2 separate regions of the Homo sapiens genome follow, and region 1 is linked to region 2. Evidence: chromatin loops called from intact Hi-C (ENCODE). Cell type or tissue: GM12878. All regions are shown on one strand. Links, peaks and the distances in the headings refer to the core of each region. The heading gives the core; the rest is flanking DNA.

Region 1 (12,467 bases), core at 2,586-7,585, 160 kb before region 2:
TAACAAATATTAAAAGATTGCAGAGGGAGAGGAAATATGGTAAAAAGAGGTTAATTATACAGATAATTAGAGCTACATGATGCAAGAAAATAGAATAAAATAGAAGACATATTTCAAAAGCAATGACAAAATTTGTAAAACCAATGAAAGTTATCAGGAAAGTTTTAATAGCACTTCATCACTATTATCCATATATATAGTATATATATAGATATACATATCTATCTAACATATACCATCTGTATATCTGTATTGATATATATTTTCTAGATATCTATACATCTAGGTATATAAATATATATGGGTATATATATATATATATATATATATATATATATATTCCTTCACATTATATTAAAACTCTTAAGAAGCAGAAAGTATGACAGAAAGATCTTAGAAACATCGAGACATTGTATCCTCAAAGAAACATAGTAAAACTAGATCGCATTTCTCAACTAAAACAGTGGAAAGTACATGACAATGCGATTATATTTTAACTGTTCCAAAAAAAAAAGAAAGCAAACAAAACAAAAAATGAGAATCTATCAGCCACACCATTTATAATACACTTTAGATATATTTGTACAAGTGAAAATGGAGACTAAGTCCTCACCAGCAGAAAGAATCATACTAAAAGATCTACCAAATAAATTCTTCAAAATTACCTACGTGGAAACTCAGAGATAAAGAGTAAAGTAAGAAATTCAAAAACTTGTAAACAAGTTGTGTGCATTTACAGAAGAATCTGTAATGGTTTTCACAAAAGTAAGGATGTGATTCTCAAATTACACATAGTACCAAAATACAAGATAAAACTTTCTGACGCATTTGGGGATGGAAATGTATTTAAATTGTTTGGAGGCCACGTGGAGTATTTACAAAATTGACCCATTTCTAAACCAGTGCTTGTCTAGCATTGGAAATTTTTCCCACATCAGGAGACATTTAACGAAGTGTGGAGACATTTTGATTGTCATGACTTGGTAGAGAGGTGTGTGCTACCAGAACTTGATAGGTGAAGCCAGGAAGACCGCTAAACACACTGCAATACACGATACCACCCCACAATAAAGAATTATTTTACCCAAAATATTAATAGTGCTATGGTAGAAAATCAGTCTTCTAGCCCATGAATTGAATTGTCATCAAAGTATAAAATAATGAAATTATATAAAATACACCCTATTAACAGTATGTAATTAAGCTTAAAAAAGTAACACAAAGGTAACTGTGAAAAATCCCCGTCTGCTTGAAAATTATATACTGTACTTTTCAATAGTCCATGAAACAAAGAAGAAAAGTTGATAGAAATCAATATATTTAGAATTAAAAATTGTTTAAGATGCAGATTTCCAAATGTGCAAAATAGAATTAAAGTTGAGTTCGGAGAAAAGAGAAATATAGCTTTTAATGCATCTAATGGGAAAAATACAGAATGAATAAATTAATATTTAAAAGTTAGAAAAAGTGTAAGGAATTACTTCAAAGAAAACAAAGGAAACCAAACAATAAAGAGAACTGAATAGGACTGAAAAAAGTATGAGTTTTAAACTATTTTTGAAAAAAGTATATGAATTTAAAACTATTTATGATTTTAAAAAACAGCAAAAAATGAGAGAATTTTATGTGATAAAGTATCTACAACTGGGGATCAAAAAGTACTGGAAACATTTAAAATAAGAGAGAAGGCAAAACAAAGCAGTATTAGAAAACAGGACATCATCATAGACTCTGCAGTAATTGAAAAGACAATGAGAAGACATTGTAGCAAATTTTACATAAATCATGCTGAAAATTGAGGTGAAATGAACAAATTTCTAGAAAGACAATTTACAAAATATGACAGAAGTAGAATATTTAATCCTTTATCAAAAATAATGAATAATGAATCTAAAGTTGAAACCTTTTTATTTAGAAAACTGAAGGTATATGACTTTGCTGCTGAAATCCAACAAATGCTAAGGCAAGATATAATGCCAGTTTTACATAAAATATTGATAGAAAACTCTAATAAGTGATAATACTTCCAGATATATAAGTTCAAAACAACTTTACAGTTTAATTACAGGAAAGGTAAATCACTGACAAATATCGGTCATAAATAATAAATTATAAACAAAATTACTTTTGCAGTATATACAAATTATGCTATATCATGATCAAGTAGGATTCATTTCAGAAAGGTAATATTATTTAACATCCTAATATCACTCAGTGTAAGTCACTAATGGGAACAAAGCAAAATTTAAAAACTGTGTGATTATTACCTTAACAGATAAGGAATAAAGTAGTTTAGAAAAAAATGTGTATGTGTATCAATTTATATTAATAGCTTTTAGAAAACTAAGGATAGAATGCTGTATCCTTGATCTACCAAAGGGTATCTACTAATCACCCAGAGAAAACATTTTACTTAATGCTAAGATGTTAATTGATTTCTCCTTGACATACCAATTATATACAATATTGTGCACAATTACATAATACTAGACTGAGACTATACTAGACTGAGACTAGACTGAGACTAGACTAGACTGAGACTGGGTATCTACTAATCACCCAGAGAAACATTATACTTAATGATATCATTATCTTAATGATCAAATGTTAATTGATTTCTCCTTGATGTACCAATTATATGCAATATTGTACACGACTATATTATACTAGACTGAGACATAGGACAGGAATAGTAGACTGAGAAATACAAGACTGAGACATAGGACACAAAAAATAAATGAAATACATAAGACATGGTAAGTAAGCAATTTTTTAAAAATTTTTAAATTTTTTAAATTTTTAAATATTTTTAAAATATTGTATTAAATGATTGTGAATTAAAATTCACAAAAATCTATACATTTTAGTTAAACCAGTAAGTATATTTAGCAGGGTGGCTGTACCCAATATTAACATAACAGAATCAATTATATTTATAGATATTAACAAGTTGGAACACAATTTTTTAACATTATAGCATGTATAGTACTATTAATAATTTTTAAATACCCAGGAATAAATATATATTCAGAAATATCTGTTAAAGTAAGCCTTTTTACAGAAATTCATAAGAGGTATTTCAGATAAAATTTTAAAGACCACTAAAGAGAGAGATCTAACATGTTTGTGGAAGATTAATATTCTAAAGATATTATTTTCTTTCAAATTTATGCATAGTTTAAGGTAATGTTATTCAAAAACCAAGAGTATTTTTATGGAAATTGACAAGTTGATTGAAACATTTATATAAAAATAGAGATAGCCAAAAACAGCCAAAGAGTCCTAAAAATGAACAATGTGTGAGGACTTACATGGCCAGATGAGCATGAAGCAACACTAAATTGCATCATATTGGGTTAGTATAGATGGTTATACCAATGGAGCGGAGCAGACCCACATATAGATCATTACTTCATGTACAAAGAAGCTCTCACTGTGTTGAAGTGGCAAGAGAGTGGCCTTCTCAAAAAGAGTAGACTTTGGCAGTGGCATAATCAGCTTAGTTGGTATTGTGAACACTTCTCTACTGTATAAGACAATTATTTTTGGTAATAAATATCGACTAAAATTAATATACTAATGGGTTGAAGTAAATACAGACATCAACATTTTTAAATGGAGTTTTGTCATATACAATTATATACGACCATAGCAAACAGAAAGTGAGCTATGGGTCAAAAGTGGAATAAAAGCCTGCCTTTCTGTTTTATCAGACACAATGCCAACCCCTGTTTTGAGAAAATTAATTTGTTTATGCAAATTTAGGAGATCTAATAATATTGATAACTTCTTTTTTTTTTTTTTTTTTTTTAAGACAGTCTCACCCTGTCACCCAGGCTGGTGTGATCTCAGCTTACTGCAACCTCTGCCTCTGGGGTTCAAGCAATCTCTGCCTCAGCCTCCCAAGTAGCTGGGATTGCAGGCGCCCGCCACCACGCCAGGTTAATTTTTGTATTTTTAGTAGAGATGGGGTTTCACCATCTTGACCAGGCAGACCTTGAACTCCTGAACTCGTGATCCACCTGCTTTGGCCTCCCAAAGTGCTGGGATTACAGGTGTGAGCCACTGTGCCCAGCCTACTTCTTTTCCTTAATATTGCCAACATTAGTTGAGGACCTACCTTGTGTAGAATGAGAAATTAAATTCTGAGGTTATCTAAATCGAGAAAACCATGTCACATAGAGGAGCTCTGTGGAAACTGAATGATTAGGTTAAAAAGCAGAGCAATGAGAGTATGACTTTCGGATTTGGCAGATAGGATTTCAGATTCTGACAATTTCATTTAGGGGCTGTTAGTATTTAGACAAGTTAGTGAACTGCTTTTTGTCTTAGTTTCCTCATCTGTGAAATGAGGATCAATGGCAAGGGATGGAACAGGGGCAGGACTTTTGTAAGGATGTAAAGTTCAGGAAACTGTAGACAATATCCACAGGTGTTATTTTAATTAAAGTCCCTATTTCCCATGAATGCGTAGTAAGGAGGCACACACCACTCCATCACTGGACTCCTTTCCTTCCTAAAATATTGGCTTAAAGTTAATGCTGACAAATTCCAGTCATATATAACAAGTGTCTGAAAATGAAACCATCTACTTCTATATACAGTGAGGACACGGAACTCTAAAATTATCTACTCCCCACAGAACTTATTCTATATTTGGTATGACTTTACCATTCTTACAACTTCTTGTCCAGGCAAATAGCTCGATTGTGCATTAGAAAAACTAACCATCAACTCTTCAGTAGAAAGCATTGGCCATTTGTGTCCCGAGATTCTTTGAATCTCCTGCCTGTGAAAGTACTTGCTGCTGTCCTTACCCAATCTTGAGCCCACTGTCCCCACCAAGAGGGTTGCTTGGCAAGTGTAGGAGATGGAACACCAGCAAAGTTACATGGGATATGTTTGATTGAGGATTCTTTGCTTGAGGGGTATTCATGTAGCTTCAAGAAAGTATAGCACAGTTTTCTAGTATTGACATATTTTAAATAAAATGATATTGATTTAGAGCTTTTTAAGTGTTCTGAAATACTTTAAAAAGGCAGGTCTCTTTTTAGGATCAAGGATAATTTTATATAAAATCAAGTAGTTGATGTTAAAAAATACAAGAGTTGTATTATTGGCCAAAGAAATCAGATAAATATGTATGACTGGGGCCCTTTGGGTGGGCTTTAGAACTTTGCAGGAAAGATCTACTTTAAAAAGTCTCAACTGGCCAGGCGAGCCACTTCCCAGGGAGCCTGTATTCCCAGCACTTTAGGAGGCTGAGGCAGGCAGATCATGAGGTCAGGAGTTCGAGACCAGCCTGGCCAATATGGGGAAACCCCATCTCTACTGAAAATACAAAAATTAGCCGGGCGTGGTGGCAGGCACCTGTAGTCCCAACTGCTCAGGAGGCTGAGGCAGAAGAATCGCTTGAACCCAGGAGGCGGAGGTTGCAGTGAGCCGAGATCGCGCCACTGCACTCCAGCCTGGGCGGCAGAGTGAGACTCCGTCTCAAAAAACAAAAAAGTCTCAATTAAATTCATCAGTGGGGTGAAGGCACTGGAGGTCTGCGGCTGCGTGCACACAGTGCCTTCCACTGCTAGCCTGCTTGGGATGCTGACACCAGCAGAACTTCAAAGCTGTCTAGAGAGCAATTTTGGTTTGGAGTCAGTCTGCTCTTCCTGCATGAATCCCATTTCAAAACCAAAACTTTCACACAGGAAACCAAACATTTATATTCTACATTTTTGTTCCTTTTATTGCATTTTGGGGGAGCATTACCTCACTTTATGTCAATTTATATAGTACATTAAATGCTGTAAATTACCATAAAATGAAACAACACATCAAACAGTGATATTGGAACAATAAATCATTACTATTTCCTACTGCAAACAGATGTTCTTATTTTTAGGCCCATGCCAACATTCATTTTGTTCTTCCAGATTGTAGAGCCAAACTTTAAATTTTCTCGTTATCAAAATGAACTATTATATTCACGCTGTCATTTATAAGCTGAGCAAAATGAGTTGCTCAGGCAGTCAAGGTAAATCAAATTGCGTACATCATTCTTCCACAATTGGCTTCCAATACGTCAGAATTTAAATCAGCAAAGATGAAACTGCGATAGACTCTAAATGATGATCTTATTTGACATCATTAAGTAAAGATGACATTTTAACTTCTGTTGAAAGATCGTTATATATGATTTAAGCAGTGATAGTTTTGCCAGAGCATCACAGTTTATGTCTACAAAATCAGGCTTGGTGTCTTTTAGCCTTTGGGAACGGTGTGTCACTGATCAGAAAAGGAAGCACTAGACAGCAGGCTGTGGGTGTCAATGCTTAATGTTTGTTCCTCAAATTCATCAAGATCTTTTTCTCACCACCTCTTCCCCTGACTTCTTTTTATAAAATTGGAGCCTTATTTATGTGACTCACCAGGTAGAGCAGCAATAGGCAGACTGACAAACAGATAAAAGATTTTATGTCTACAGGCAAGGGGTTGGGTAGATGAGAAGGATATATTTGCAAAATGTCAAAGATGTTAGCTTAGAGATCCATCTGAAGAACACAGATCAATAGAGTTCACTGGAGGAAAATCAAACAAACAATTGAGACAGGACTATGTGTTGGAAGCATGGAAAACCATACCCAAAAAGGAATTTCACTTGTAAGGCACGAAACCTCCACTACCAAATATTCCGTATGTAGCTACTTCAGCCCAGAATTTGAGATATTTTCAATTTTTCTTTAGTGTGTTTCTAGGTTGATGAGTATGAGATTGAGTGGAGTGTGTTTGAAAGTATTTTAAAAGGTGTAATTCAGGAATCAATTCAATAACATCATAGGATTATTGCTTGTTTTGGTTTATTTTGTTTTACGTGTTCAGGGTAAGGGCTACTCTGAAATAATTTACACTGGAACTTGTGAGGTATAAAACATGAAAAGGCACATCTTTCCATTGACAAAACTATGGCCAGAAATTTTGGTTTTAGATGCAAACATTAGTTTCGGAATGCTCTAAAATATTTTGTGAAAGTTTCTCAGTTTTACTCCCCTTTCATTTGTTACATCAGTTGTATCCTTCCTGTCTACAGGCTCTTCTATTTTCTTGCTTATTTTCTCATCTAATTTTCCCTTTTTCCCTCTCTTCCCAGTCCCCCTTTCTTTCTTCATTTTCCTCTACACAAAATAATCTTCTACTGTGCTTTCCAGATAGCAGACTTAAAGACTAATACACCTTCTTCTCCCTAAATAAGGAGAGAAACATCTTCAGGATAATTGTTAAAATTTATAAACTGGGCAATGAGTGCCAACAATTATCAGTGGGATGCAGGATGAGGGATGGCACAGGTGCACGTCAGACGCCTGTCAGCAGAGAATTGCATCGTAATTTTTAAAAATTGATAGAAGAGAAGAAAACTTTGAATTTTTAAAGTATTATTTATTACTATTATTATTAACAATCATTGTTCATATAAATTATATTTAAGAGAGTAAGCCCTAAAGACAATACGTATGTTACAGAAAAGTTGATATCTTAGAAACGAGGAAATGTCATTATTTAATGTAATTTATATTCAGTATGGAAATCTATTATCTTGAGATATATTTAACAGGAATTAAAACAGAAGACTTCATCTTCTGAATGCGATTGAGTTTGTTTCTATTGCCATTGAAAATTATTTCAAACGGTCTTATAAGAAATATATTCACATCATCTTGAGATAAAATTTGTTTACACATTAAATACATCTAGAATCATTCACTCTTTCAACTTACCATAATTTCCTAAAATGCATGGAAACAAACAGCTCAGCACAGCAGTTACTGAAAAGAATTGATGTGACTTCCCAATGTAACTAAATTAAAACCAGAAAGTAATTTATACTCCCTGATTCTATGCTGTGTTTTGTATAGAAAGTGAGACTTTTAAAAAAAATCATTTAGTTTACTTGGAAAAAATGTTCAAGCTCTGTTATTTTCCATGGAGATTTCAAGAGTGAATCTGTCAGTTCTATAAGCAATTCATAATGTGATCAAATGAAGGATTAAAAAAACCGTGAGTGGGATTTTCTTCACCTGTAATAAATACCCTGACGCCTCTTCCCCCTGCCACCAGGAAGTGTTGCATTTTCTGACTTGTGTAATTTTTTTCATGGTGTTGTCCTCTTTTCATAAAACTGACCATCACATCAAGAAACATGCAAATACTCATCTTGGGTCTCATAAAGTTAAGATTAAGTAAACACTCAATTTGATGCAATGAATAATCTCCAAAACATGTAATGAATATACCTTTGTGTTTTATGAATATTAAGCAATGATAAAACAATAAAACTGGTAATTATAGCCAGAGTACCACCAGTCAGGAATTGTCTTCAATTTTCAGGTGGAGGCTCTCTATTTTCTACAATGGAGCATCATTGGCACGAAGGGATTCCTATGGCAAAACACATACTTAAGGAATCTGTAAATAAGCAAATATTTATCAAATGCTTACTGACATGATTTTTGTCCTGAAGGAGCATAATTTAGTTGGGCTGACAAAAATAACAAGGAACAGAGCACAATGAAAAGCACGCTGTGAAATGCTGGCACAACACCTACCATGAAATTTGCAGCTGCTCAAGGGAGAGACGAAGAGGATCAGGTTGTTACAGAAATGAGACTTGGACTGTCTGTGAAAAGATCTATATGATTCTGGTAAGGAAGACAGGAAAGTAAAATACTTCAAACAAGGGAAATACAGGGCAGAGGAAGCTGAACTGACCATGTGTCAGGATTGTATTAGGGAATAATGACTAGATCATAGGACACTGTAACAACCTTTTTAAAATACATTTTAGAAAATGTGTAAGCAACTTAAAAAATTGTGATAGGATTAATAATATGCTTTTGCCCCCAGACTGAATGGGTGTAAGAACTTTAAATCTTTAGTATAACAGTTTGTAAGAACAACGATGTCAGGAAGTCATCCAGTATGGAAAGAATTGTAAAATTTCTGTGACTAAGCCATGTTTGGACAGAATATAAAAACCAGATCTTGGATTTCCATAGATCAACGGTGAATGTATAAACTATAAATGGGACTAAATAACCTATTTCAGAAGTCATTTTTGTAATTCTAATTTTTCTTGTTTTTTTATATTTTTCAAATAACTTGTATTTTTGTCTCAGGTTTCAGTCATCACACAACCAATCATTCTGGATGTAAATACGTAAATCATATCTTCAAAAAAAAATCACTTGCATGAGGTATTACAAGAAAGTATTTGAAAAAAATTGGTTTGATCTAAGAACAATTTTTGTATTTAAAAAGTAATCTTTAATTTTAGCTTCTACACTCTGAGATTTCTTAGAAATTTTATGAATTTAAAATAACAGCAATTAATTGACTAGCTACTGGATTGGGCTCAGACTTAGATATTTTCTCTTAATTTTTTATGTATTTATGTTAATGAATTAATCATAATGTTTATTATAGTGATCATTTGAAATAAATAAGGATGTTCTGAATTATGATGATGATATTTTAGTACTTCATTAAAGCAATATAAATAGAATGATATTATTTCTTATTATTTTATATTGATTTTAATGAGTTCCTCTTCTTATTCTCTTTGAAACTGGACTGAATGTATACATGCAAACAATCTAAATTCTTATGTTACTATTTACACTAGGATGACCCTCATTATGTTTTTTCCTTTTTGCATGCAACCTAAATATCTCCAGTTCTTACCAGATTATGTTACATTTTATTATGTGAACATTAACACAGGTTTTCTTTACCTTGTAAACCCTGAACTTGCATAATTGGATTTCTTTTCCTCCCTAAACATTTCTAGTTATTTCTGGGAGTCCACAGGTGTCTCGTGACCAATTTGTCTCCTGTTTCTCTCATTGCTGTGAATACTAGATATGACAAATTGTGTTAACATTCAGTTCTCGCTGTGACAGATGTGTATCAGAGTTTACAAAAACCACAAGGCAAATACTTCTTCCTAACACTATGCTTCACTGTGATCTTAGGTTTCTCAGCCCCACTATGTCAATTTTAGTAAATTTATTCAGTTCTAGTTCATCTTCAATAAAATTGAATAATAATAAAAATAAAGTATATAAATCCAGTGAGCATAACAGGAATGGATATGATGAATTCATCCCTACATACACGTAAGTACAGATGCTTTCCCCTCCTTAACACTAGACACTGCCTCAATATCATCTACAGTCCTATAAACTTTGTTCTTCTTGAAGTCTAAAGCATTTCTTCAAGCAAAGGCCTTTCAATTAAGTAATTAAGTGGAAATTACCAGACTTAAGGGCCCAAATATTAATTTAAACTCTTCCAGCAATTATACATTTTATCAATTAAACTAAAATGTCTTGTAGTTGGTTATAGGTTTTTGCATGTGAATTATTATGTTGGTGCAAAAATTTGTGCAGTTTTTGCCATTAAAAGTAATGGCATCTTCTAAATTTAGAACTATCTTAATTTGTCAAGTTAAACGTGTTCTGTATATTTGAGTAAAACCATCTTTGATGACAATTCTGTGACCTGTGTAAGTCACCTATTCAGTATTATTTGCTGTATACTCAGCCTAACATGGTAGGCTTTGGCTATGGTCTGTTTGTTTTTACAAACAACCTGAACATACAGGAAGGACTTCACAACCCACACGGTCTCTCTGTTTGACAATGCTATTCTGAAATAATGTAGTAATTTTTACCTAATGTTTCACTGCATTCATTAAAGATTGATTTACTGATCACCTATTATATGAGGAGGCTTCAAAAAGTTCATGAAAAAAATGAATTAAAAGGTAAAATGAAAAGATAAGCTTTATTTCTTCATATTAGATCCATCAAGTTCAAGACACCTTCTTGAAAGTGCGGATACCGGTCATTTAGTCCATTCCTAAAGAACCGAGGTCCCTGAGAATTTAACCATGTCAATGCAGTCTTTTCTACATTATTAACTGGAGACAAATAGTTGTCCCTTAAAGATTTTTCAAGATTAAGAAACATAAAAAAGTCACAAGAAGTCAAATCAAGACTGTAAGATGGATGTCTAATGATTGCTCATGGAAACTCTTGCAAGATTGCGCTTGTTTGATAAGATGAATGAGCAGGTGGGGACTCTCTGTTGAAGTTTTCCTGAGCATTTTTCTGCTAAAGCTTTGGCCAACTTTCTCAAAATGCTCTCATAATCAGAAAATGTTATCATTTTTCAGTCCTTTGGGAAGTCAACAAGCCAAATGCTTTGAGCATACCAAAAAACTGTTGCCATAAATTTTGCTCTTGAAGAGTCTGATTTTGGTTTGACTGGCCCATTTCCACCTCTTGGTAGCCATTGCTTTGATTGTGCTTTGTCTTCGGGATTATACTGGTAAAGCCGTATTTCATCTCCTGTTACAATTATTTGAAGAAATGCTTCAGAATCTTGATCTCACTTATTTAAAATTTCCATTGAGAGCTCTGCTTTTGTCTGCAGCTGATCTGAGCACAATTATTTTGGGACCCATGAAGCAGAAAATTTACTCAATTTTATTTTTTTAGTCATAATTGTGTAAGCTGAAGCAAGTAAGACATCTATGGTATTGGCTTTGTTTCTGCTATTAATCATTCGTCCTATTCAGTTAGGGGACAAACAAGATGATTTTTTTTCTGGCAAATTGATGTGAATGGTCTGTCACTGTAGACTTCAGGACGTCAGTTTAATTTTGACCCTTCCTATAATGAGTTATCCATTTGTAGATTGCTGATTTCTTTGGTGGCATGGTCCCCATAAAGTTTTCATAAAGCATTAATGATTTCACTATTCTTCTACCCAATCTTCATCATATATTTGATGTTTATTCTTGCTTCAATTTTAGTAGAATTTGTGTTGCTTTCATAGGGACTCTTTGCAAACAGATGTCTCATCCTATTTAGTGCCTCAAACTAGATTCTGTTCAGTCATGTTACAAGTTAATATGAGTCTATAATGCTACAAGAAAAACATTTAAAGTCATTAAAGGATCATTTTTTCATAGGACACATTTTCCATAAACAACTTTTTGAAGACTGATCGTAGTCCAGGCACTATCCTATTTCAGGTCCAACCATATTCAGGTTGTTCTATGCTTCTCAGGTTTCAATTTAAGCCAAAGCCATGTAGCATCACAACGTGATGGGGCAGTAGACTAAAGGCATTCATTCACTCAAGCATCCGTCCCTGCAATGTATACTTGTTGAATAAACAGTTTCATCTGGGAACATTGTAGGTTTGGGACATGCTTATAGGCATTTACGTATTTTAAGAAAAGAAGAAAGAAGCATGAGAAGAACAATTGGGAGAAACAGAGGATTAATAAGATGAGAAGTAACTGAAGCAGTATTTCCCTCAACTTAAGAATGTTGTGTAGGCCTACTGATTCATTCATGAAATCTCACTGATGGAGTGGATGGATGAATCAGGTACAACTTGTACATTCA
Region 2 (12,467 bases), core at 2,633-7,632:
GGAAACAGCAGGTGCTGGAGAGGATGTGGAGAAATAGGAACACTTTTACGCCGTTGGTGGGACTTTAAACTAGTTCAACAATTGTGGAATTCAGTGTGGCGATTCCTCAGGGATCTAGAACTAGAAATACCATTTGACCCAGCCATCCCATTACTGGGTATATACCCAAAGGATTATAAGTCATGCTGCTATAAAGACACATGCACACATATGTTTATTGCAGCACTATTCATAATAGCAAAGACTTGGAACCAACCCAAATGTCCAACAATGATAGACTGGATTAAGAAAATGTGGCACATATACACCATGGAATACTATGCAGCCATAAAAAAGATGAGTTCATGTCCTTTGTAGGGACATGGATGAAACTGGAAACCATCATTCTCAGCAAACTATCACAAGGACAAAAAACCAAACACCACATGTTCTCACTTATAGGTGGGAATTGAACAGTGAGAACACATGGACACAGGAAGGGGAACATCACACACCAGGGCCTGTTGTGGGGTGGGGGGAGCGGGGAGGGATAGCCTTAGGAGATATACCTAATGTTAAATGACGAGTTAATGGGTGCAGCACACCAACATGGCACATGTATACACATGTAAATAACCTGCACGTTGTGCACATGTACCCTAAAACTTAAAGTATAATTTAAAAAAAGAAGTTTTATGCATCAAAACAAAACACAACTAAACTAAACCAAAAACAGAAAAGCTATCCCAATAGAGAGAGAGAGAAAAATAAAAATAAAAACTTAAAGAATTGATCAAAAAGTAAATTGTTCTTAAAAAAAGTTTTCATTTTTGGATTTTGTAATGTTAGTTCTATTTGACAACTGTCCTTAAAGTTCCATATTTTGTGATGTTTTTCTATCATCATAAATCAATATTCCTTGTATTTTTTTGCATTGGTAATATTGTGCATTTTACTTAAATAAGGACTTCGAATTTGTAGCAGCCATAGGACTCACAAAACTTTGCTCAACCCCTGAGTCTACATGGATTGCAACATCAACCAATGCACCCATGACCTTTGCAGGAGAAATATTATTACATTTCTTTAGGTCCCGGTGAAGGAAAAGGTGTTGTCCAGCCTTACCAGAGATATAGCAGGGGAACAGGAGGGATGACAGCAGGTTCTTCTAAATTAATCTACTCCAATATTCCTTTGTGCTAGCGCTTTTGTTCCTTCCTTTAGTGCAGGGGCCAAAAATCCTTTCTTAGAGAGTACCAGACCACAAACATTTTAGGTTTTGTGAACTGTACAGTATCTGTCAAAACGATCTAACTGCCATTGTAGTACAAAAACATGCATAGATAAGGCATTACTGAGTTTGAGCATCTGTGTTCCAATAATACCTTATTTACAAAAACAAGCTGGCTGGCTGGGTTTGGCTCATGGTTTGGTTGATCTCTGATACAGAGTTTGCCAGAGCAGCTTTGCAATTCAACCCCACTGATTAAGATAAGTCAGACTGAATTCACTAACTTAGTTAAACTATCAGTGCTGCTTCCAGCTGCTTACAAAATCCTTGCTCCCTGTAGGGTATATCACCCTGTTTTTTTATGCTTTTTGGTCTAACACTCTCAGAATCCACTCCAATATGTTCCCTAGATTCCTGTCAATTGAATCTGCCACTTTTTTGGTGTATAGAATTCCTTTCTCCTACAGGAGTTTTTTACTCCTCCAACTGGGGTCTGTTGGAATCTGATTTTTATTGTGGGTCTGGGAGCCATGAAGGTGGTGAGCAGAAAAGACAAGTGCTCCAGGGGGAGTCACTGCAAGAGTTTCAAGAGAAGCCTGATTCTTTCACTCAGCAGAAAATCCTTACTTTACCAGATAAGGAACCTTTAGGATGACTTAAGGGTTAAAAGTTACTAGCCTTGCTTTTGTCTGCGGGGATATCTCCATCCCATATCTCAGTAACACCCACTCTTCCCTTAGATCTCCTTAGTAAAATAATTCTGGAGGGTCACATTCATTAGTGCTGCAGTTCTGTGACAACTGCAGTTGGGAACTGGGCTTGAGTTTCAGCCATATCTGCCCTGGAGCTATGGCAGATTAAGGCCATTTTTAAAGCTGTCTTGGCGGCCATCTGAGTTCCTCATGTGAGCCTTGAGTTGGGCTTACATTCCAGTCTTTTAGTTGGTTCACTTCCCTGGATATCCTTTTTAGAACCACCAGCAACAGCAGCCTGAGCTTTGCTTATTACACTTATCATTCTAGTTATGGCTACTGAGTCACAGTCATCTGCTCTCCAAATGCCTTGCCCTCTACCTGCCTTCATGATGCCACCATATGACACAGATCATCATATTCCATTTTCCCCGGCAAGGGAGATAATAAATGCATTCATTAAATATGTGAATGATTTAATACCAGAATTCCAATCTAAGGTTCTGCTTCCTCCAGCCAATTCTGGTGACAATTTCTATATCAGTCAAAGTCCTGGAAGAAATTGATGCACTCTCAGGAGGTGAATTGAAGAGATTTCATAGAATATAATGAGTAATTTATAATGGTGTTGGTTGTCCTGTGTTAGCCAACCATGAATAATAAGAACCCTAGCGTTGATAAGCATGGAGGCATTACTGCCCCAGGTCTGAAAGGGCAAAGAAAGGGAGCATTTATTGCAACACAGAAACCGGTAGCTGTAGAAGAAGACTGACCAGCAGAAGTTGTGCCTTTTAAAAGGAACGCAGCCAAAGCCAAAACGTGCATTGTTAAGAAAGAAGGCAGAGGAATAAATACCCTTGCTGCTCTCTCTCTTCCTACCATCTGATGACTGTTGGTGCTGTCTATTGGCTGACGCCAATCAGGAAACAGAATACAAAAGAGCTGAGTTTACATGACCCATAGAGGTAGCTTTCTGGGCCACAGAACAGGGAGAAAAAGATTAGAAAGGAGAGCCAAAGAGGCAAAACTAGAATATGCAGGACAGAGATCTTAGATTTTGATCAAGCTACTTATCTTCTACTAGTCTCAGTTTCTTTATATGCAAAATAATTTTTATTATCTACTAAATAAGCTACAATATGCAAAGTCTATGTGTCATGGCAAGTATTCACTAATTTATAGTTGCTTATCTTATTATTTTGAGATTAAACACAACAGAAGAATAGAATGGTCCATAAGTAATGTCATTTGGTGCTTAAAATACCTTGAATGAATGTGAAAAATATTTTACATATTATCTGAAAAACATGTATAAGAAAAACTTATTATTTGCATTGAAAGACAACTATATTTAAAGACAGATTATGGAATGGATGTTCAATAAACAGTAGTTTTTCTTTTCATTACTTGGAACTCTACAGAAAGAATATTCAAAAGAATCTCTTGTGGGGTAGAATTTCCCAAAACTAAAATTCTTGTTACACCTATACAATAAATTGTCAAAAGACGATCATCATTACTTGCAACCAATGGAACTTAAAGATTAATTATGTAAAAGGCTACATAATTTCCTAGTCCCAGAGAACTCCCCAAAATTACTTTTATTTATTAACCATAGTAGCTAATATTCATTCCAAAGGGAAACATATTTAAATGGCTACTTGCATATGAATTAATAGTGATTAGTGAATACCAAAGTAATTCTGCAATGACCACCAAAACAGAAGTACAAATGCTAAAGATAAGAAAACAAAGGATGTTAGAATTAACTAAAAGATTTCCTAACACAACTGCAATCATCAGGACATACTGGTCTTGTGTAATCAGCTTTCTTTTTTTCTTTCTTTTATTTTTGCTTTACATATACCATGGCCTATATATTAGCATAGTACCTGCTAATGCCAGCAAACACTTGCTGATGCTCTTTCTCTCTGATATCATCCAGGATGTTTTTTGATGTTTCATATGTTTTAGGCATGGAGTTTCTTAGAGGTAGAGAAAATATCCTTTATGGGCCAGGCGCAGTGGCTCATGCCTGTAATCCCAGCACTTTGGGAAGCCGAGGAGGGCGGATCACGAGGTCAGGAGACAGAGACCATCCTGGCTAACACGGTGAAACCCTGTCTCTACTAAAAATACAAAAACTTAGCCGGGCGTGGTGGCGGGCGCCTGTGGTCCCAGCTACTCGGGAGGCTGAGGCAGGAGAATGGCGTGAACCCGGGAGGCAGAGCTGGCAGTGAGCCGAGATCGCACCACTGCACTCCAGTCTGGGTGACACAGCAAGACTCTGTCTCAAAAAAAAAAAACAGAGAGAGAGGAGAAAATATCTTTTATAAGAAGAGGAAACTTTTACCAAATTATTAACTCTCCTATTTATAAGAGCTTCACAGAATCGATTCCTGGTTTTCAGAAGGCTGTTTTCAGCTCCAGAAAATTAACCCAGTGGGAAGGAAATTTCATCAATTGATTTTAGTTGCCTTAGATAATCCACAGGGGCAAGTAAGACCTGGACTACATCTCCACTGAAATGTGGGAGAATTTACAATTGGCATACAGCTGTTTCCTGCTACTGCCTTACTCTAGAGAGAGGATGACTTATCACTCAACTGAAGCTCCCAAAAGAAGAGCTGTAGGAGGCCTTGTTACCTCACACAGCTGGCTAAACTCATAACCTGCCCTGTCATGATTGCTATTCTGGGGCTTGATCGATAAAGACTCGGGTGTTCTCAATTCTGTTCTTTTCTTTGCAATCGCAACACTCAACAATTTCTTGCTTGATAACTATATGCAGACACTGCCCTCACTTCCCCAAGGAATTGCACTGTGCCTGCACATCCCTGTCACTTTCACAAAGAGGCAGATAATTTCCTCTCACTGGATAGGGTGCTATGTGGAAATGACGTGAAATCCGCTCAACCTGATTTCCAACATGTGCGTTCGTTTTCTCCCTATTCAGGTCATAGTGATTCATGAGAGAGAGAGGCAGAGCGGGAACTGAAGCAGTTTCAGCCTCACCAAAGTACCTTTCCCCTAGTTCCTCTTACTGTGCTCATTATCCTTTCTTTCCTGCTTACCATACATCGTTTACCAACCCTTTGAAAATTTAAACTACCAGGTTCATCTAGCTCTGGCACTGCTAGAACCGAGACTACAGAAGATGTCTGAGTCTTCCAAGCTATTTGGGTCAAACAAAACAAACAAAACCACACACAGCCACCGAGTTGGGTTATTTTAAGGACTTAGAGCTACAGAAGGCAATCTGTCAGCATCCGAGGCTGTTTCAAAACCACCTCCTCCCTCCGTGCTTGAGTCAAGAGCTGCAGTCTTTCTATCGCCCATAGCCATGCTGCAGCACTTCCTCAATCACCCTCTTCTCGCTGCACGCATTGACTTTCGGTTTCTTCACAGAGTCACTGACAGCTTGCAGCTTTGGCTTATCGATAGCCCCGTGGTTCTCTCCATCCATGACCTACCAGATGGCATTTTAGTTTAGTTCCCACCACTCACTGCCTTATTTAATTGGTATTTCTTGCCCCACATTTCCAAAGCAAGCCCGGTCTGGATTCTGTTTGGTTCAGCCATCTCATGGGTCTCCAGCTGCTTCCCTGTCCTGTAGGCGGCCTGCGTGAGGCGCAGTTCCTACTTCCAAGGTATTGTGGGGCAGTGGCTATTTTTGCAGGCTATTGTGAGGCAGCAGAGGTAAAGTATGAGTTGAAACATACAAACAAAATATGGCCCCTCAGCATTGTAGAACTTTTGCAGATAATGAATTTTAGAACCAAATAGAGCAGGACATTTGTTTTCACAGTGAGTCTTATGGCTCTACTTAGAATCTTGTCACTCTGTTTTGCAGTCACCTCTCCAAGTCATTGTCTTTTATTGTACCCTTGAGAAACAATACTGTTTCCATTCCAACCACTTTACTGAGTATTTTTACTCAGTGGTCAGGTCACAAATAATCTGTTAAGTTTTAAATTCAGTTGTCTTGTATTGCTGATTTCTCTGTCTTATTTAATGTATTATTCACTTCTTAAACTATTTCTCTTGTGGGTTTTTTGGCACTATATTATCTTCTTTCTTCTATGATTAATTTTGTATTTCTTTCTTTTAAATCTCCTCAGCAATCACCACTTAACTATGAGCATTTCTCAAATGTTTGCACTTTTGCTCCTCAAATTTTATATTGTTCTAATCTGAAGGCACCCATGAAGTCACTGCACTGCATGGTTACCTAAGTGCAGATTACTCCAACATTTTAAATTTCATATATTGATTTCATTCCAGCAGAACACTTCAGACTATCTGACTCAAATTTTCAAGAGGAGATTTCTTACCAGGGAATTGAAGTACATGCTCAAGCTGCTTACATGCCCATATGTTCTGTTTCCACTTAGGATAAAATATTTTCTAGTCCAGTACTACAAAATCCTTCCTTGTATTTGACCCTTCACACAGATCTCAATACATGTATCTATTGCTATTCAAGTCATGATATCCATTGCAATGCAGAATGGTAAGTAATTTATTCACAGTACCGATTGATATTACAAACTTTTAAGCAGGGTACGGCAAAAGCATTAGATACTTTATGTATTAAAGAAGCTGTTAACTGTTTTAACAGATAACTAACTCCCAATCCCAAAATTGTATAGTGTAAGCTCAAAAGCTTACACTATAGAAGTTTATATCTCTCCTTGGTAAGATCTGCTCAGGACTCCCTGATCAGTAAGTGACTCTCTTCCAATGTCTGGTATTCTCACACAGAGACTACTGTGTATGTATTTAGATGAAAACAAATGTCTGTGTTACTGGGAACTGGAATTTTGACATGAGAGAAATAAATACATAATTAAGAGAGAAAAAATTTTAAGAGAACACCTGTATTATCAATAAAAATCAGATGAATGGCATCTCTTATTAAAAAAAAAATAAAGATACCCTCATCCGGCCCACAGAAAATGACTAGAAACACTGACCCACTCAAAAGGAATGAGCACTACTGGTACCTAGGATCAGGACTCTTAGGGAAAAAAAAAGGCATTATTCTGAAAACTTATAGAAGAAAAGGAAGGAGTCAAACATTCATCTTGCATTCTCTTTTTAACCCCTTCTCCAGGAGTCAGTTTTCATCCATGACTGGTGAGCTCATAAAAATAAACTGATATTGAGTAGGATGCAGTGGCTCATGCTTGTAAATCCAGCATTTTGGAAGGCTGAGGTGGGAAGATCGCCTGAGCTAAGGAATTTACCAACCTGGGCAACATAGTAAAACCTCATCTCTACAAAACGTTAAAGAAGAAGAAGAAGAAGAAAAAAAAAAAAAAAAGCCAGGCACACACCTGTAGTCTTAGCTACTCAGGAGGCTGAGGCAGAAATATTGCTTGAGCCCAGGAGGTTGAGTTTGCAGTGAGCTACATTTGTGCCACTGTACTTCAGCCTGGATGACAGGGTGAGATTGAGAAAGAAAGAAAAGAAAGAAAAGAAGGAAAAGAAAAGAAAGAAAGGAGGAAGGAAGGAGAGAAAGAGAGAGAGAAAGAAAGAAAGGAGGGAGGGAGGGAGGGAAGGAAAGAAGGAAGGAAGGAAGGAAGAGAAACTGATGTTATGTTCTTTAAATATGAGTACACAACATTATTACATGTGAAGAATTTTTTTACCAAAACCAAAATAAACTAGAAGACAAGCCATTTTTCATCAACCAATTTACAAAAAATATAGGGAACAGCTGAAACTGTTAAGTGACATGGCAGGGCTTCAATCAGTAAAATGCAGACTCTGAAAACTCTACAGGACAAACAATCTGATTCTTCAAAATACAAAATTCATGGAAAACAAAAAGACTAGGATGGGGGACCTAAAATATAGTTATGGAACACTAAACAATTACAATATATGGACTTTGCATATTTATTTGAATAAAAGTACTAAGGCTAAGAAATTTCAGCACTATTATTTATGATATGAAAAAAATTATTGCTAATGTTTAGGTATAATGATATTGTGGTTATGTTTCATGTGAGTTTTGTATTTTAGGGACTGGCTTTCCTATGTTTGGAGATGAAATATTACGTTGTCTGGGATTGTTAAAAACAATTCTGAGTCAAAGAGAAATTGGCAGGGATTTAGAGGAAACAAAAACTTCCCATGATTTGATGATTGCAGAAGCTGAATAATTGGAATATATTTGTTCATTATACTACTCTATGTAGTATTTCATGGAGTTGAAAGATGTTATGAGACATGTTTTTTAAAGAAGTTTTGGGGTGGGAAATGGGCAGAAATGGAATGGTATGTGTGGTTGAGATAGGGGAAACCGAATAAGCCAAAAGGAAGGAAATATTTTAAAACCCAGAGTGCTATATACATGAAAAGATAGTGTTTTCAGGCAGTAGTTTCCATTTCATACTTAGAAACAATGAGCTATTAGACTGAAAAGAATGTTGGGCCATATTGAAGAGCTTTTACAGATGTGCTGATAACCTTGGAGACAGGAGACAAGTGAGAAATGTATCCAACGTGGAGGCAAGAAACAAATATCTGTGTCATGGAGTAGGTCAGGGAATTGGGATGAGGGCACACTACATGAGAAATGTGGCAGAAACCCATCTTATGCAATGAATGAAGAAACTCAATGTGGAGGTAAAGGAGGAAGGGAGAGAATGAAGACATTTTCAAAATTTTGGAAACTGGTGATAGGAGGAGTTTTGAAATACGACTACTAATAAAAGAGCCTAGGAAAGAAGGCTATTGGGATGTGTGGGAGATGCGAGGAAAGGGAAAATTATTCTCAACTTCACCGCTCCCAGCTCATAACAAATTCCTTTCAAGTGTTTCTTCTAATTATCGCCTATGCCCATCATTTCCTTTTTTTATTGACACTACCAATTTACTGGTAAAAACTGAAAGCTCAGACTGTTCCTTGTCCAAATTTTCTAAATCCTTCCTTTGAGCAAACCAATGTCTGCCTTATTCAAAATGCTATGATAGTTCCCCACTGACCTACAAACAAAGTCAAGAATTTTTAGTGTTACACTTTTATTCTCTAACTACTGCCTTCATCTCTAGGGCAATTTCCTACTAAACTCAACATGATATTAAATTTACATCAGGCTAGTCTTTTACCTGAAGTCTGACTTCATGATTCTTTCAATATTCTATTTTTATTTATGAAAAATATTCTCTGTGCCTCAAGGCACAGCTGTGTTTCCACTCTCTCTGTATGGGTTGTTCTGAAAACTAAGCCACAATCAATTTTTTTTCCTATTTGAACAACTTCAGCATTACACAGAGATGCTGTGTCCATCTATCCTAGTGTTACACAAGGCAGATTTGTCCAGTGTGCAGTCCACGTGACAACATGGGTCTGCATCTGCCCTTTCTTGGTCTGTGGCCTTGGTTTGATATCTTGACTTCTCCGAGTCTCAGGTCTACATTTCCAGTGACTTCTCATCTTATTTCTTGTTAAAACTAAATTCCTCGCCCAGGTCTGCAAGGGTCTAGGTGATTTCACTTCCGTCGGAATCTCTAATTTCTTCCTCTTCTAGCTCCTCTCTTGCTCAGTTGGCTCCAGCATGAGGCCTCCTTGTGGTTCTTTGATGACAGTGAGCATTATCCACCCAAAGGCAACCTTGTGTCTGCTTGTCTGGCTCTTCAGCAGATGGTCACATGGCCCAACTCCTCCTTCCTTCATTCTCTGCTCAGTTGTCTCCTTGTCAAGGAGGCCTTCCCTAACCTTCCTCATTGATATATCTCCACCACCCCAACCTACATACTCCCTCTTTCCCTAAGCTTAGTTTTTTTCTTTTCTTTCTTTTTTTTTTCAACATTAGCATCACTTTCCATGTTGTATGTGATGTGATTATTGACTTCCCTGCCTGGAAGATGAGCTCTAGGAGGGAAGTTATTTTGCCTTTATTCACTGATCTATCAACAAAATTAGAACAAATAAATCATGTTGGGGATTGGCTCATATTAGGCTCTTTATTCTTTATAATATTTTTAAAAATTAATACCTTACTATTTGTTGTGTAGAAATAAAGTGAGATAACTGATTCATGGTGCTCAATTAGTGGAAATTTTTAATAACATTTATTATCTAGTTTAGATGATTTTATTTGAAAAATATTATAAACCTATTGAGCATGGATTATGTGTCAATTACCTTCTTCCTTTAATTATTTGAAGCAAGAGGTGAGCTTTTCTTGTCTGCTTTTTTGGAAGTATGGAAGAGAAAGAAGTAGTATCTATTTCCAAGTTTTGAAATGGTCAGATCAAGGAGAGGAACCACATGTAACTTTTATTATTTCCAGGACTTCAGTCATTTTTTCTACCTTAAGTATGGGATCACTCCTTTAAAAACTCTAACTTTTCTCTCTTATTTCAGTTTTTAGACAAATTTAGAATCAGAAATTTGTTTGTGGGTTTCCAGGAAAAAATGGTGCCATGGCAAGAGTGTGAAAATGAAGGGAAGGCATTTACATGAAAGAACAAAGGGGTAATTTGGACTACGAGCCTTGCCATGAGTCAAGTTCTGGCGCCTGCACATAGAAGAGAACAAGAACAAATGTTCAAAACAAAAGCAAATGAAGTCAGGCCTGTAGACATTGAATACATCCTAGAAAATACGGTATGCATTTTGTCTTCAGTAAATAGTTTAGTTGTTCTATAACTGCAATTGTTCTCACTACTGTTTTGAAGCACAAAGCTTATAGGCATAGTACTAGAAAAATCATTTGGGGAAATGTTTTCCCATAATTTAATCTAATATTTTCTGTAAGTATAATTTCAAAGCTAAACCATTCATTAGCCAGTCCACCCACTTCTAGTTCTGTGAGTAAATGTATTTAACTTACTTTAGGTGAGGGGAGGAGAGTAAAGGGCTTTAAGGGGAGGAGAGAAAAGGGCTTTAAGGGGAGGAGAGAAAAGGGCTTTAAGGAAAGCTGATGACTCTAGATAGTGATAGGCTAACTAGGCGGCAGCAGCACCATAATAATGAACACAGCTTGATCTAGGAGGTATACAAATAGGAGACATTTTGTAAATATAAACAATTATATTTGTTCATATTTTCCAAAGTCTATAAAATAATTCATAATGCTTCACATTCTGCTATTTACTCAGCTACAGATTACGCTCAAGATTGTTTTCCACATCGTAATAATTTTGATAATCCTTTTTTGTCATTTCAATTTTTTTATTCTTACCTCTTGTAGATGTAATATAAGTTAAAAATGGTTGATTTGAAACAGAAAATGTAAACATCACTAGCTTTCAAGATTGAAAAAGCAAATGATTAATTAAACATTGATGCTATCACAAAGTAAATTTTATCTATACTTGCTTTAAATACGTACATACTGGAAATTAAAATAAATTACAACTATAAATGCTTTTTATTAAATTTTTTTTAAAAAAACAAATGACCTCTACAAATCCTTACTGTCCTCTAGTGATCTCAAATACCACCTGGAAAGGAATCCATATTTCTACTACAATAATTGTGTAGTTTGTCTTGAAAATGTTATTCAAGGACAGCTTCTACTCAGAAAATTATAATCAAAAATATACAAAAGCACTTCGGTTATAAAATAGATAAAAATATTAGCATGAATGTCAACAGGAGAAGACTGTATGAATATTGGTTTGAGTAATAAGTCTTGAGTCTCCATTCACAGCCAAACACTTCAGAGCTTTGACAAATGTATGCTTTTGGTAAATGTCTATTTATCATGACATACATTGAACTAAACATTATACATTAGGATCTAACATTCTTCCACTCAAAAGCAAAACAAACAGAATTAGTTTCCAATGATTGCTTTGTCACTTATTAGCTGTGAGACTACAAGCAATTCACTTTAACTCTATTAGCCTGTTTTCCTATTTCAAACATTGTCATGATCAGTAATGTCCGTCTTGGGACAGGCATGCAATGTCCATCACCATGACCAATGGCATGTCAAGAATGGTCAACAATCCATACTCTATGGTCACTGGAATTTACTCTGAGAGAAGGGATTCTTCTAGTCACTAGTTGAGTTATCCCAAATTTCTTCTGTTTGCAAGATGCACAAATCAATTCTTTATTCCCAAAAGCCTTTTTGCACAAAGCTGCTCCAGGCTTGTTAACAGAAAGCCATTTCTGGGCCCATCAGTAATCAGTTGACATTAGAGTAAAGAAAAATGTCATAATTACAGATATGGCATAAGAATGACCACCAAGTATGAAATAGCAGTAGGAGCAAATGATTAATGTGATAACATATGTTCCACAATGCAATTCTATTTATTTAGAATTATCACTTGAACTTTTTGTTAAATAAAATCAGTACAATTTTTAAGAAGAAGTACCACTTAGGCTGGCAGGTTTGCACACTTTTTTTGGGCAGATTTGTTTACCTCTCACCATATTACATTTTTAATGAAAAGAACATGCTATATGCAAATAAAAAGCATATTGCTTTCCTTGTGTGATGATTTCAAATTCTCAATTATTCAGAGAGGTAAAAATTTTAAAAGTGTAAAAACAAACAGGTGTATTGTTATTATTTAGGAAATGATATTTTACA

What was found. A loop is a pair of places that touch in the nucleus more often than their neighbours do. Peaks named below come from ENCODE experiments on the same cell type or tissue, not always from the same donor. Only the 100,000 strongest peaks of a DNase experiment are listed, where the experiment ranks them.
Region 1: it touches region 2 in a loop (2.2-fold over the local background); 2 of 110 quality-filtered maps call a loop at or near these places.

The regions. Positions count from the first base shown.
Region 1 is chr13:104,970,861-104,983,327 of GRCh38, forward strand. No RefSeq gene overlaps it. Among named protein-coding and RNA genes, the nearest start is that of DAOA, 490 kb to the right of the region's middle. In GM12878, for the core only: no CTCF peak of the experiment used is centred there; a DNase peak (open chromatin) is centred at 4,631; H3K27ac peaks cover 2,176 bases.
Region 2 is chr13:105,134,699-105,147,165 of GRCh38, forward strand. No RefSeq gene overlaps it. Among named protein-coding and RNA genes, the nearest start is that of DAOA, 330 kb to the right of the region's middle. RefSeq lists enhancers at 4,893-5,102, 5,153-5,562. In GM12878, for the core only: a CTCF peak has its summit at 5,517; DNase peaks (open chromatin) are centred at 4,399, 4,823 and 5,263; H3K4me3 peaks cover 1,615 bases; H3K27ac peaks cover 2,076 bases.